Regions from separate parts of the Homo sapiens genome. Here region 1 is linked to region 2. A link is a contact called in ENCODE Hi-C or POLR2A ChIA-PET data. All regions are on one chromosome and are shown on one strand. Each heading gives the region's core, a stretch centred on a gene start or an enhancer-like site at or near the end of the contact. The rest is flanking DNA. Distances are from core to core; before and after follow the strand shown. Region 1 overlaps LPP (LIM domain containing preferred translocation partner in lipoma). Region 2 overlaps LPP (LIM domain containing preferred translocation partner in lipoma).

Region 1 (5,599 bases), core at 290-2,789, 75 kb before region 2:
AGAAAACATGGTCACCTGGTTCTTCAGTTGTAAATATAATTCCTTCCTAGACCTCTCTAATGCTTAAGTCTAAATTCATTCTTAAATGAATAAACTTAATATTAAAATAAGATCAGGAAGTAAATCCCAAGCCAAGCATTTCAGACCAGTTGTGAACCTCTTTTGACATGTTTTTGGTAAATGAGAAGAACTGATGACATATTTCCCTATCAAATAAAATAGACAATTTAGATTTAATAAGGCAGTTATCTTCAGGTAATAAAAATTCAACTAACTTGCCATAACTATCTTGTTTAAAGTCAATTAAGAGCCTCATATTTCTCACTTGCTGGGTAAAATTTAATAGAACTTCAGTTAAGCATTTATTGCTTATTTAATTCAAAATTAAGTTAATCACCACAGTTGGTAACAACCACTGAGTATTTAATTAACATTCAGCAAACTATCTTATTAAGTCTAAATTAGATACAGACAAGTCTTGTTTATCCCCATCAGTTTGCAAACACCACCTCCCCCACCTCCCATCCCAAGGGGCCTTTGGTTTTCCTACAGTTTTCCTTTTTTGATTCATCATTTTTATTTTCTTCTACTTAAGACTTCACTTGGGTGAAAGAGGAGAAGAGGCAGCAGTCCATCATGTTATAGAAACTTTGGGCTCGTAGTATAACTGAGAAACTTTTTCAATCTTTTCTTTTTTCTTCAATCCTATTCTATTAACATTTCGTTTTTCAAAAGGTATTGAGCACATTCTCTGTGAGAGGCTTCTTTTAAACCCTAAGGAAGCTATAAAAGAGGTCATTCTGACATATTTGGTTTTATTTTCTCATCCTAGAAATGAGAGGATTGGGTTTAGTTTATCCGTGTAACACGTATTATTGGCTTGCAGTGTGTAAGGCACTTAGCTGAGTGTTTGGATACACCTTGATTCAGACAAGGCCCCTGCTCTTAAAGAGGACACAGACCAGTGTGAAAGCTGCAAAGTTCAGCTGTAGGAACATGAAGGTCCTTTAGAATGCTGTGATTCTGTAAGACAGTATTTCCCAAAGTGTTAAGGCTGTTTTATTAAGAAAAGGGTCCTGTAGCCAAGTAAGTTTGGAAAAGTCCAAGTTAAACAAAATTAAGGAAATTTCAGTATTGTGTATCTTTACCATGGGATTTTGAGACTTTAATAAACGAATGCGCATTCTGACCTCCCGGAAGGTTTGTTTCCCAAAGTTATTTGATCATAGAACCCCTGCACCCCACTACTACCCTTTGTACCAGAGCATTTCCTGGGTTCAGTGATGTAATATGCTTTGGGGAAAGCTGCTGTGGGCCGTGGACCCTGGCCACGAACCTCCCACAGCCCAGAAGGGGTACTCAGACATTCACCCTAGTAACTATGATACAGGGTCAGAATTCTACTTTGTCTGAAAGTTGTGCACATAGAGTGGGTGATTTTAGACATAGAGTCTTTTAACTGGAGTGGAGGGTATGTAACCAGGACAGCCTTTCCTCATGGAGGAGCGCTGGGTCTAGCGGGAGATAGACTGTGTAGGCAGAGAGGCCTGGAGGGTTGCCAGAGCATCATCGGGAACAGAATAACAGTGAAATTCTGACATGGCTGATTTGGTGGAGACTCCCTAACACATTGATATAATGTAGACCAATTTTTATTATAGCCTGAATATGGAGAGGTAAGAGGCAATGAATTTTTTGGCGCAGAACTTTCTGCCTTCGGCTTTGTTCCAACTGCGTGACTGCCCATCTGCAGAAGTGATTGTTGATTCACGTCTGTAAGACATTTTCATTCTCATGCTTTGTTTGGGGCAGAGCCTCTGCCTTGTGAATCACTCTTATGAGAGGGAGTCTCAGTTTCTTTTCTTTTCTTTTCTTTTTTTTTTTTTTTTTTTGAGAGGGAGTCTCGCTCTATTGCCCAGGCTGGAGTGCAGTGGTATGATTTCGGCTGACTGCAACCTCCGCCTCCCAGGCTCAAGCAATTCCACTGCCTCAGCCTCCTGAGTAGCTGGGATTACAGGTGTGTCCCACCATGCCCAGCTAATTTTTTTGTATTTTTAGTAGAGATGGGGTTTCACCACGTTGGCCAGGCTGGTCTCAAACTTCCAACCTTGTGATCTGCCCGCCTCGATCTCACAAAGTGCTGAGATTACAGGTGTGAGCCACCATGCCCAGCCGAGGGAGTCTCAGCTTCTTCATCAACAGCATCATTCTAGTCAGTCTAGTTTCCGTTTACCTTGTCATCTACCACTTCCTCCAACTTACCTTCCCCCCAGCTTCTCTTATTCTGGTGAATCACCTGTGTCTTCATTTTTCATTCTTATTCATCTGAATCATCTTCTTCATCTAAGGCAAGGTACCCTTTTATATCTTCCTGGAAAGACATCTACTTCATTTAAAATAATGCTACCAATTTCCTCCCCTCTGGTAGCAACCAGCAGATGGAACATGCTAGATGAGGTAGAGGATAATCTACAAATCTGGTCTGCCATATCATGGGAGATTTCACGTAACAGTGAATTCTTTCAGAGCCTCTCAGCAATACCTTCCTTGTTTTTCATATCTGTATCAAAAGGAACACTGGCAAACCTGGGTTGTATTTCTCATTCCATTTTGGGCTTGAATTTTTCTGAGTCTGAGTCTCAGTTTATCTGTGTATGAAACGTTAGGGTTACGCTATGTGTACTCTCAGGGCCTTTTAACTAGAAAATGTTGAATTTGAATGTTTACTAAGTCAACACAAGCTGCAGTCACCCTGGATTGCTTGATCCTCCATGTACTTTTGAGCCTGGCAGTATGAGGAAACTCCTGCAGTGAGCATAGTTCATGCCTACACAAAGTAGGCATTCCATGAATATTGGTTCTCTTCCATCCTGACTGCTTCTGGATTCATTTTCTTTTTATTGCCATTGCTTTTTAGTCACCCAAGCTTATCTCTTTCTTGTCTACACCCTCAATGCTGTAAATCTTCCTTTCTCATTCTCCATCTGGATAGCTTCCTCTCTCCTCACCTTTTTCCCTTCAGGCTATGCCTATGGATGCTGTCCACTCTGAAACCTCCCAAAGACAAATGATTGCAATGGAGGCACAGATTGCCGGGTGGTGGTCCTGGCCAGCTACAAATCTTTCCAAGAGATTAGCACCATTTCTTTATGGAATCATATTGTTGTTCCATGAGTGAGACCAAGTCTTATCCTCAAGGATCCCATAATGGAGGTGAGATGCTTTCTTTTTGACACTTAGTGGAAACAACAGTCCATGAGGTATATTATCAATTGGAAAGGTGGGGTTTTTGCTTTCTAGGATTGGGCAATGCACTACTAGGTTCTCAGCGTGGATTCTTGAGTATCTAGGAAAACTGGTCATGTGGAAAGCTTAAGCTTATTTTGCAGGCCTTGAAAAGACAGCCTGCATGTTTCATTTCACTCTCTACCCGAACTGACACTTCAGGGATGAAAATGTCAGCAGACAGCCAGCAAGTAGCCGACTAGAGGGCATGATGTGGGCTGGTGGTGCAACTCTTCAAGGATGATATGCCAGAGAGGGCAGAACACAGTTAGGACAAGGCCAAGGATGTCATTCCCATGTGGAGAGGCCATTGGTAACCTCGGCGAGGTTTGGTTCTTCTCCAGTAGAGATTTTCAGAAGCTAAGAATTCACCTTGAGAGTCCTTTTTGCTTCCTCTTCTTTTGTATTAAACAAACTACTCACCTCTCAGTCTTTGCCTTTAGTCCTTTGGCTATTCCTGGTTAGATAGGCCCAATTCCAGAAGCATCTGGAAAACTCTGCTCTAAGTATGTAGTGCTTAAGGGCCAGAGCTCTGGAGCTACACTGCCTGGATTTGCATTCTGGCCTGCCAAAAATACCTCAACTTGTTGCTCAGTATTTTTAGGCCTCTGTTGCCTCATCCATAAAATAATAATAAGAAAATTACTTATCTTGTTGTGAGGATTAAATGAGTTAATACATATAAAGCCCTTAGAACAGAGCCTGACATGTGATAAGTGCCCATTAAATATTAGCCACTGTTATTATGTGTTACCCTTATTAAGTCACAAAATGGCGATTTGGAAAAGATAATAGAGATTATCTAAATGATTGTGTTTTTTTTGTTATTGTTGTCTTTTTAAATAAACTTTTAATTTTGGAGTAATTTTAGGTTGATAGAAAAGTAAAAATTGTACAGGGAATTTTCATATACTACTCACCCACTTGTCCTCATTTTTGATGTCTTACATTACTATGGAACGTTTGTCAAAACTAAGAAACTGATGTTGGTACATTACTGTGAACTAAACTCCAAACTATTTAGATTTCACCAGCTTTTCCACTAAGTTCCTCTTTCTGTTCCAAGATCTAGTCCAGGATACCCAGTTTAGGATCATTTTAAAACTTTCATCTTCTTTAATATTTATTTACTTATTTTTTTGAGACAAGGTCTTGCTCTGTCCCCTAGGCTGGGGTCCCCCACTTGTGTGATCATAGCTCACTGCAGCTTTGACCTTCTGGGTTCAAGCAATCCTCCCACCTCAGCCTCTGGGGTAGCTGGGACAACAGGTGCATGCCACCACACCCAGATAAATTTTTGTATTTTTTGTAGCGACAGGGTCTCACTGTGTTGCCCAGGCTGGTTTCAAACCCTTGGGCTCTAGCCATCCTCCTGCCTCAGCCTTTTAAACTGCTGGGATTACAGGTGTAAGCCACCACGCCTGGCCCATATTCCTTAATATTTAGAGAAGGATTCCTTATAGAAAAGCCTATTACAGGTCAGGCGCGGTGGCTCATGCCTGTAATCCCAGCACTTTGGGAGGCTGAGGCAGGCAGATCACCTGAGGTCAGGAGTTCGAGGCCAGCGTGGCTAACATGGAGAAAGCCCATCTCTATTTAAAAAAATACAAAAATTAGCCGGGTGTGGTGGCTCACGCCTGTAGTACCAGCTACTCAGGAGGCTGAGGAAGGAAAATCACTTGAACCTGAGAGGCAGAGGTTGCAGTGAGCTGAGATTGTGCCATTGTACTCCAGCCTGGGCAACAGAGTGACTCCGTCTCAAAAAAAACAAAAACAAAAAAAACAAACAAAAAAAACCAACCTGGGCAGCAGAGTGACTCCATCTCAAAAAAAAAGTAAGAAAGAAAAGCCTACTATGACGTATAATGTTGTAATCATGTAATCTGGAGCAGCTGCGGATGAAGTCGAGCAGGATGGGACCCACCTTTTTTTCTTCCCCTGATTTATCTCCCTGAAGGGCTCCAGCAAAGCAGGGCTTAAAAGTCACTGCATTGAGTCTCCTTGTTCTTAGGGGAAGAGACTGAGGCCCCCAAAAGTGAAGTGACAATGCTGGGAGAAGCTGGAAGCCCAGAGAAGATCAGAAAAGGATCTTCAAGATACCTTGATCCTGTCCTTGTTGAATAAATGAGTGAGCAACTATCGGGGACTCCCAAAAATTAGGGTTTGGATCCAGGCTCCTCCACCTTTCCCCTCATTTTTCCTTATCTGTAAAGTGGGTTCACTGATCAGTAATGTCTCATAGGACTTAACCCTCACAAAATGCCACAGTTTTACCCTGTGAAAGTTAAGCAAACCGTTGTGCCCACTTTTAGCA
Region 2 (5,760 bases), core at 1,634-4,133:
CTACAGCTTTCTCATCTACATGGACAACCTATTTTTAAAGAATCTTCAGAGAGTCGTTGACTTTGTTATAACTACTACTATATACGTAATTTCAGATGATAGAATTGAAAATTTAACTTGTTTTTCTAGAAAGAGTTTATTTTCCCTATAACTTCAAAGAGTAATGGTGGGGAGTAGGACATTCTGAAAATAAGAAGAAACATGTCAAATGAATTTCTGACTTCCAGCTAGGCATATGGAATAAAGGTCTTTATTCCAGTGACCTCTGCTCATTGGAAAACTTTGGGCTGGTAGATTTCATGATTCTGACGCTGTATGTCCTCTTGAGTTACAGTGAGTGATGAGGCCAAATCGCAGGGTGGATGATGTGCTTTTTTTGGGCTAATAGGTGTTAAGGAGGCATGCTGTCCTTTGGCGTTAAGACAGATCATTTCCTCAGTTGGGTAATGTTTAAGGAATCCACTAAATCCTTAAATATATGGCACACATAAGGAATGCAGAGCTTTTAGACACTCAGCCTTAACATGGGTTATTTTTTAGCATGGCTAATGGCTAAACTTGATTTCTACTGGGTTTGTTCAACCTATTTCTAACTTATAGGTAAAAGCCTGCTTTTTATCCTCTCCATCCTCATCACCTTTTTAGTTGTGTCTCTGCTTGATTCTTCTTGCATTCAGGTCTATATTGTATTATAAAAAGAAAGAGAGAGACAGAGAGAGAGAGAGAGAAGGAAAAGAAGAAGGAAAAAAAAACCACACACATTGAATGGGAAGGCAGGAGAGTAGAGCTCTGACCCCAGCTCTGTCATAGCCACCTGTGTGACTATTTGCAAGCATTTTCATCCATTCAACAAATACACACCAGGTACTGGAGATACAAAACTGTGAAAGACACGGTTCTTACCCTCACCACTTACAGTCAGGAGTAGAGAGTTAGGTACACAAATAGAATGTGAAATCACTTCTCCTTTCTGGGTCTTCATTTTACAAATGCAAGAGCCAGAACTGGGCCAGGTGATCATCAAGGTCCCTTCTGAGGCTAACATGCCATCATTCATGCAAAATTCATTAAACATCTGATAATCACTTACCTAAGTGAAAATTAGCAAACATTTCCCCTTTCTCCTTAGTTTGTAGGGGATGATATTGAAGACGAATGAGGCGATGTCTACAAAATGCTTTAATAAGCAAGTTGGAGAAAGAGATTATGTAAGTTTGAGGCATTATGATTAATGAAAAATGAAAACAAGGGCTGATGTTTTCAGAGAGAGAACAGATGGTTCCTTTGTTCAGAATTTGAGTATAAAAAAGAGAGGAAGAAAAGATACTTGCTATATTGTTTAGGCCCTGAATGTGAGTAACTTTAAAATGCCAAAACAATCTGGTTAGGAAAGTCCCATAGATTCAAAATAGCTCTTACAGTGATCAAACTATAATTAATATAACAAAAAAAAGACAGAAAAATACTAATAAGAAATGCCACAGTGACAGCTGACACAACCTGACAAAAACTCCTATTTTTACAACAACTCTAGAAACTTGATTTTTTCTGTTCTCAGGAGTTATACCACACTGTAAAACAAACTAGTGAGAACCGATTTAAAACTGTTTCTACCGTTCCCCCTACCCCTCAGGTTATTTTAGTTTCCCATGACTCATAAAGGAAATCTTCAGGATTCACAAGAAATTGGCAATTCTTTTCCATCTTTGCTGTTGAGTATTGATAGGAAAACAGCATAGTTTGGGGCAATTTAAGTAGAGAACAAACCTCCGGGGGCTTGGGGTGGTGTCTCAGAAGGCCGGATCTGGGAAGGGCCTTTGAAAAGCTTGCACGGAAAGCTGCGAAATAAATCGTTTCTTTTTCTCTTTCTTTACGTTCTAAAATCTCGTGATCTGTTTCTACAATACACAGGCTAATTGATGTTATCCTTTTGGCATGATTCTTGCTGTCCTGGGGTCTATCACTTGCAGGCTATGAGAATGAGGCCATAGACCACCACACTGGCAGCACTGAGCAAAAGGTGCTAGACCCTTCTGAGTTCAGGTGCTGTGTAACTGGTGCTGTGATTGGACAGGGTGACTAACCTCAGTCTCTCTGGGTGTAATTTCTTCACTGTGGAAAGAGGAGGCTAACTAGAAAGTTCACTCTGACACTAATCTGAGTTCAGGTCCACATCTTTTTTTTTAATTAATTATTTTATTTTTAAAATTTTTATTTTTTTGAGACAGAGTCTCGCTCTGTCGCGCAGGCTGGAGAGTAGAGGCACAATCTCTGCTCACCACAACCTCCACTTCCCGGGTTCAAGCGATTCTCCTGCCTCAGCCTCCTGAGTAGCTTACAGGTGCCCGTCACCACGCCCGGCTAATTTTTGTATTTTTAGTAGAGGTGGGGTTTCACCGTGTTGTGCAGGCTGGTCTCGAACTCCTGGCCTTAAGATATCTGCCTGCCTCGGCCTGCCAAAGTTCTGGGATTATAGAAGTGAGCCACTGCGCCCAGCGCACATACAATTGTAGGAAGGCTGAGAATGGCTTTTAATTTGGGAGCGTTTAAAAGCAAACATGCTTCCTCAAGACAACAGTAACAAAAAATTGACATCGTTGAGGTGGGAACTTCTTTAATGCTACCTGAGCCTCTTGCTGAAATGGTTCTATGCAGTTTTGCATAGCTAGGAGTGGTAAGCTCATTCACAGACATGGAAGAGGCAGAGTGGGCTTAGGGAGAGGCACCAGTCTAGTGGTCCAACTTGGGTTCTGGGTTCCAGTCCTGCTTCTGCTACTAACCCCATGAGACCTTGGAATGCCCATCTCTAAGGTTTCTTTCAGAGCTGAATCACTGTTTGGTCTGTGATTCATCAAAGCAATTAGAAGACTATGCCTCTCCTTCAAGACCAAGACTTTGGTCAGAATACTCCCTAGGGACTTTCTCACTGTGTGTGGCACTCTTCTCTATTAGACGCTTTATTCATTCTCCATTGTATTAGAGTCAAAAGTATGATTGTTTGTTGTAGAGGTGCCTTTTCCGTGTCATCTCTGATAATCTACCCCTCTCTCTCTGAGTAACCTAGGCTTTTAAAACACATCTCCTTTGGCTTAATCACACTGCCTGGTGTCTACTCAGCATTATGTGTTTGTTGTCTGCCCTGAACTGTGAACTCAGCCATGTCCTGCTCATTTCTGAAGCCTCAGCATGTACATCGGTATCTGGTTCATGGTAGATTTTCAATGAATCTGAGTGAATGAATGATGGATGAATGATTTTGTATCTCCTTACTAGGCATATGTTCCTTGAGGGCATGGACCGTGTCTAATGGGTGGCTACCTAGTGTCTCATTCTTGGTCCGTTGTTAGTGGTGATTTTTGTCCTCTTCTTTGCACTCATCATTCTAGGCTTGTATTAGGGTAAATTGTTAGCATAATTCTGCCTTGTTTCCCACCCTGCCCCCGCCTTTTTTTTCTTTTGAAACAGAGTCTTGCTCTGTCACCCAGGCTGGAGTGCAGTGACACAATCTTGGCTCACTGCAACCTCTGCCTCCCGGGTTCAAGCAATTCTCCTGCCTCAGCCTCCCAAGTAGCTGGGATTACAGGCACCCGCCACTACGCCTGACTAATTTTTGTATTTTTCATAGAGACAGGGTTTCATCATGTTGGTCATGCTGGTCTCGAACTTCTGACCTCGTGATCTGCCTGCCTCGGCCTCCCAAAGTGCTGGGATTACAGGCTTGTTTGCTTTTAAACAGTTTGTGGGCAGGGATGGTATTTTCTTATGATTCTATTCCTCACAGATCCTGGCCCAGAGCCATTAGCAGAGAAAATTCTCAGTAGATGTTTGCTGACCTAAACTTCATTCCACCACCTTTGCCTTCCTTTTGCCTTTTCACCTCCTCTTAGAAGGTACCTTATATGATAATGTCACCTATGCAATAAAGACCACAAAGTAAATTTAATAAAATAGAAGGCATGCTTCCCTCTTTTCTAACCCCACACTTTTTTTTTTTTAAGATCAAAATAACGTTGCATTTGTGTGTGCCCTGCTTTTATTTATTTATTTCTTTTGTAGACACGAGGTCTCACTATGTTGCCCAGGCTCTCTCCAACTACTGAGCTCGGTGATCCTCCCACCTCGGCCTTCCAAAGTGCTAAGATTATAGGTGTGAGACACCACACCCAGCCCAGCCCTGCTTTCACAAAAAACAAAATAATGATGAATATATTGTACTACCCTCACTGTTTTCATTTGTCTGTGAATGCTTTTTATTTTATCAGGAAAAGGAAAAATTTCTGTTTCTTGACTGTAATTGTTGAAATGTATTTTCAAAGTTTTTTACTTTATTTTTGGACTGATACCATAAAATCGTGTGAAATGATGTGAGGATTTTCTAATGGAGAAATGACTTAGAATATCCCTTGGATGTCCTATCTGCTTTTTAATTGTTTTATCATCCCAGACATGTTTCTCTATTCCTGTCTATTCTTTTATCTGTAAAATGAGGTTATTGAACTAGATGCTGTCTACAACTTTTTTTTTTTCTTTCATTAACATTAAATCTCTGGTACCTGAGAACATTGGGATCAGGCTGATATGTCTAGGTGTCTATTTCTTTGGTCTACCCTTCAAGTAGGAATGAAAACCCATAGAATTTCTGTAATTATCAGCCTCAATAACTTTCTAAAGCCTTTAGGAAGCAGATACCCTGCAATTTATCTCACTAATTTGTTTGTGATTAACACTCTCTGCCCCTTCTCATATCCCAAGCTCAGTGTTTTGATATTTAATTACAGGGAATTCTTTCCTCTTCATAGATGATATAGCAATTGTATTTCATTTCTCTTATCTGAAATCTCTGCTGACTTTCCATGTCTTATGAATTTAAATAGTCTAAATAGGGCATGAGATCTTAAATATTCCTTCCAGTTTCTACATTTTCTATTCAGCAACAACATTTTCCCTGGAAAAGGGTGAAAGCCTGTGAGTCCCCCACAGGGCAGGAGCACTGAATACACCCACATTTTCCTACCATCTGACATAGATGAGACACAAAGTAGGGACTCAGATGATTATTTAACTGAATCAACTGGATTCCTTAATTCTCACAATATTATCCTTCCTAATTTGTAAATAGGGAAATGGAGGCTTAGTCACACAAAATATCTTGTTCGAAGTTACTAATCAATTAAGTAACTTAATAATTTATTGACATCTGAGGCATTTCTCTCTTTCTACAGCCTCAGACCAGAAATGATGGGATTTCAGCCTTCTTTTCTTAGAGATTGGTGAGCCAAGACCTGGAGAGAGAACTCTGGTTGTCTTAAGTCACCCAGATGAACTATTAATAGAAAAAGAATTCTACTCAGTCAGTACTTAAAAGCTTGACATGTTTGTGTGGAGACCTGTGTGTGACTGAGTTCAGATCACTCTAATTTCCTGGGCCTCACTTGACCCATCTGTGAAATGGGGTAATGAGCTCTTTTCGGCATGAAGGCAAGGAACTGTCCAGAAGACCTCTGGAGAATTCTTCTTACCCTGAGATCAAGGGTTCTGTGAGTAGTACAACTCACACCCAAAGTCTTAGTTGCAGGGCACTTTAGTGGGAAAAAAAAAAAAACGCTGAGGCTATTTTTAGAGCCTTCATCTGGTTATAGACTAGTTGGTAGGAGAGCAATACCTTTGAAAAGTTAAGAAATAGTTTTATACACTGTGTTAAGGATGTTGTCAAAACTAATACTTGTGTATGCAAAGACTTTAACATTTATTAATAATTTT

The links. A loop is a pair of places that touch in the nucleus more often than their neighbours do. ChIA-PET counts read pairs that join two places held with the same protein, here RNA polymerase II (POLR2A). Pooled maps may share reads with other maps.
Region 1: a map of B cell shows a loop between it and region 2 (1.8-fold over the local background). The contact joins two enhancer-like sites. A Hi-C loop is called at or near these places in 1 of 168 maps with a recorded cell type or tissue (B cell) and 7 of 50 pooled maps. POLR2A ChIA-PET finds 5 or more read pairs at or near these places in 10 of 52 experiments (OCI-LY7, PC-9, RWPE1 and 6 more).

Annotation. Positions count from the first base shown.
Region 1 is chr3:188,168,457-188,174,055 of GRCh38, forward strand. The region is part of intron 1 of LPP (LIM domain containing preferred translocation partner in lipoma); the gene reads left to right. Among named protein-coding and RNA genes, the nearest start is that of FLJ42393, 7.3 kb to the right of the region's middle. Within about 2 kb of position 1,540, at least 8 of the 41 ENCODE cell types and tissues checked have a DNase peak (open chromatin) inside an H3K27ac peak, as active enhancers do.
Region 2 is chr3:188,241,673-188,247,432 of GRCh38, forward strand. All of the region lies in intron 2 of LPP (LIM domain containing preferred translocation partner in lipoma), which reads left to right. Among named protein-coding and RNA genes, the nearest start is that of FLJ42393, 66 kb to the left of the region's middle. Within about 2 kb of position 2,884, at least 4 of the 41 ENCODE cell types and tissues checked have a DNase peak (open chromatin) inside an H3K27ac peak, as active enhancers do.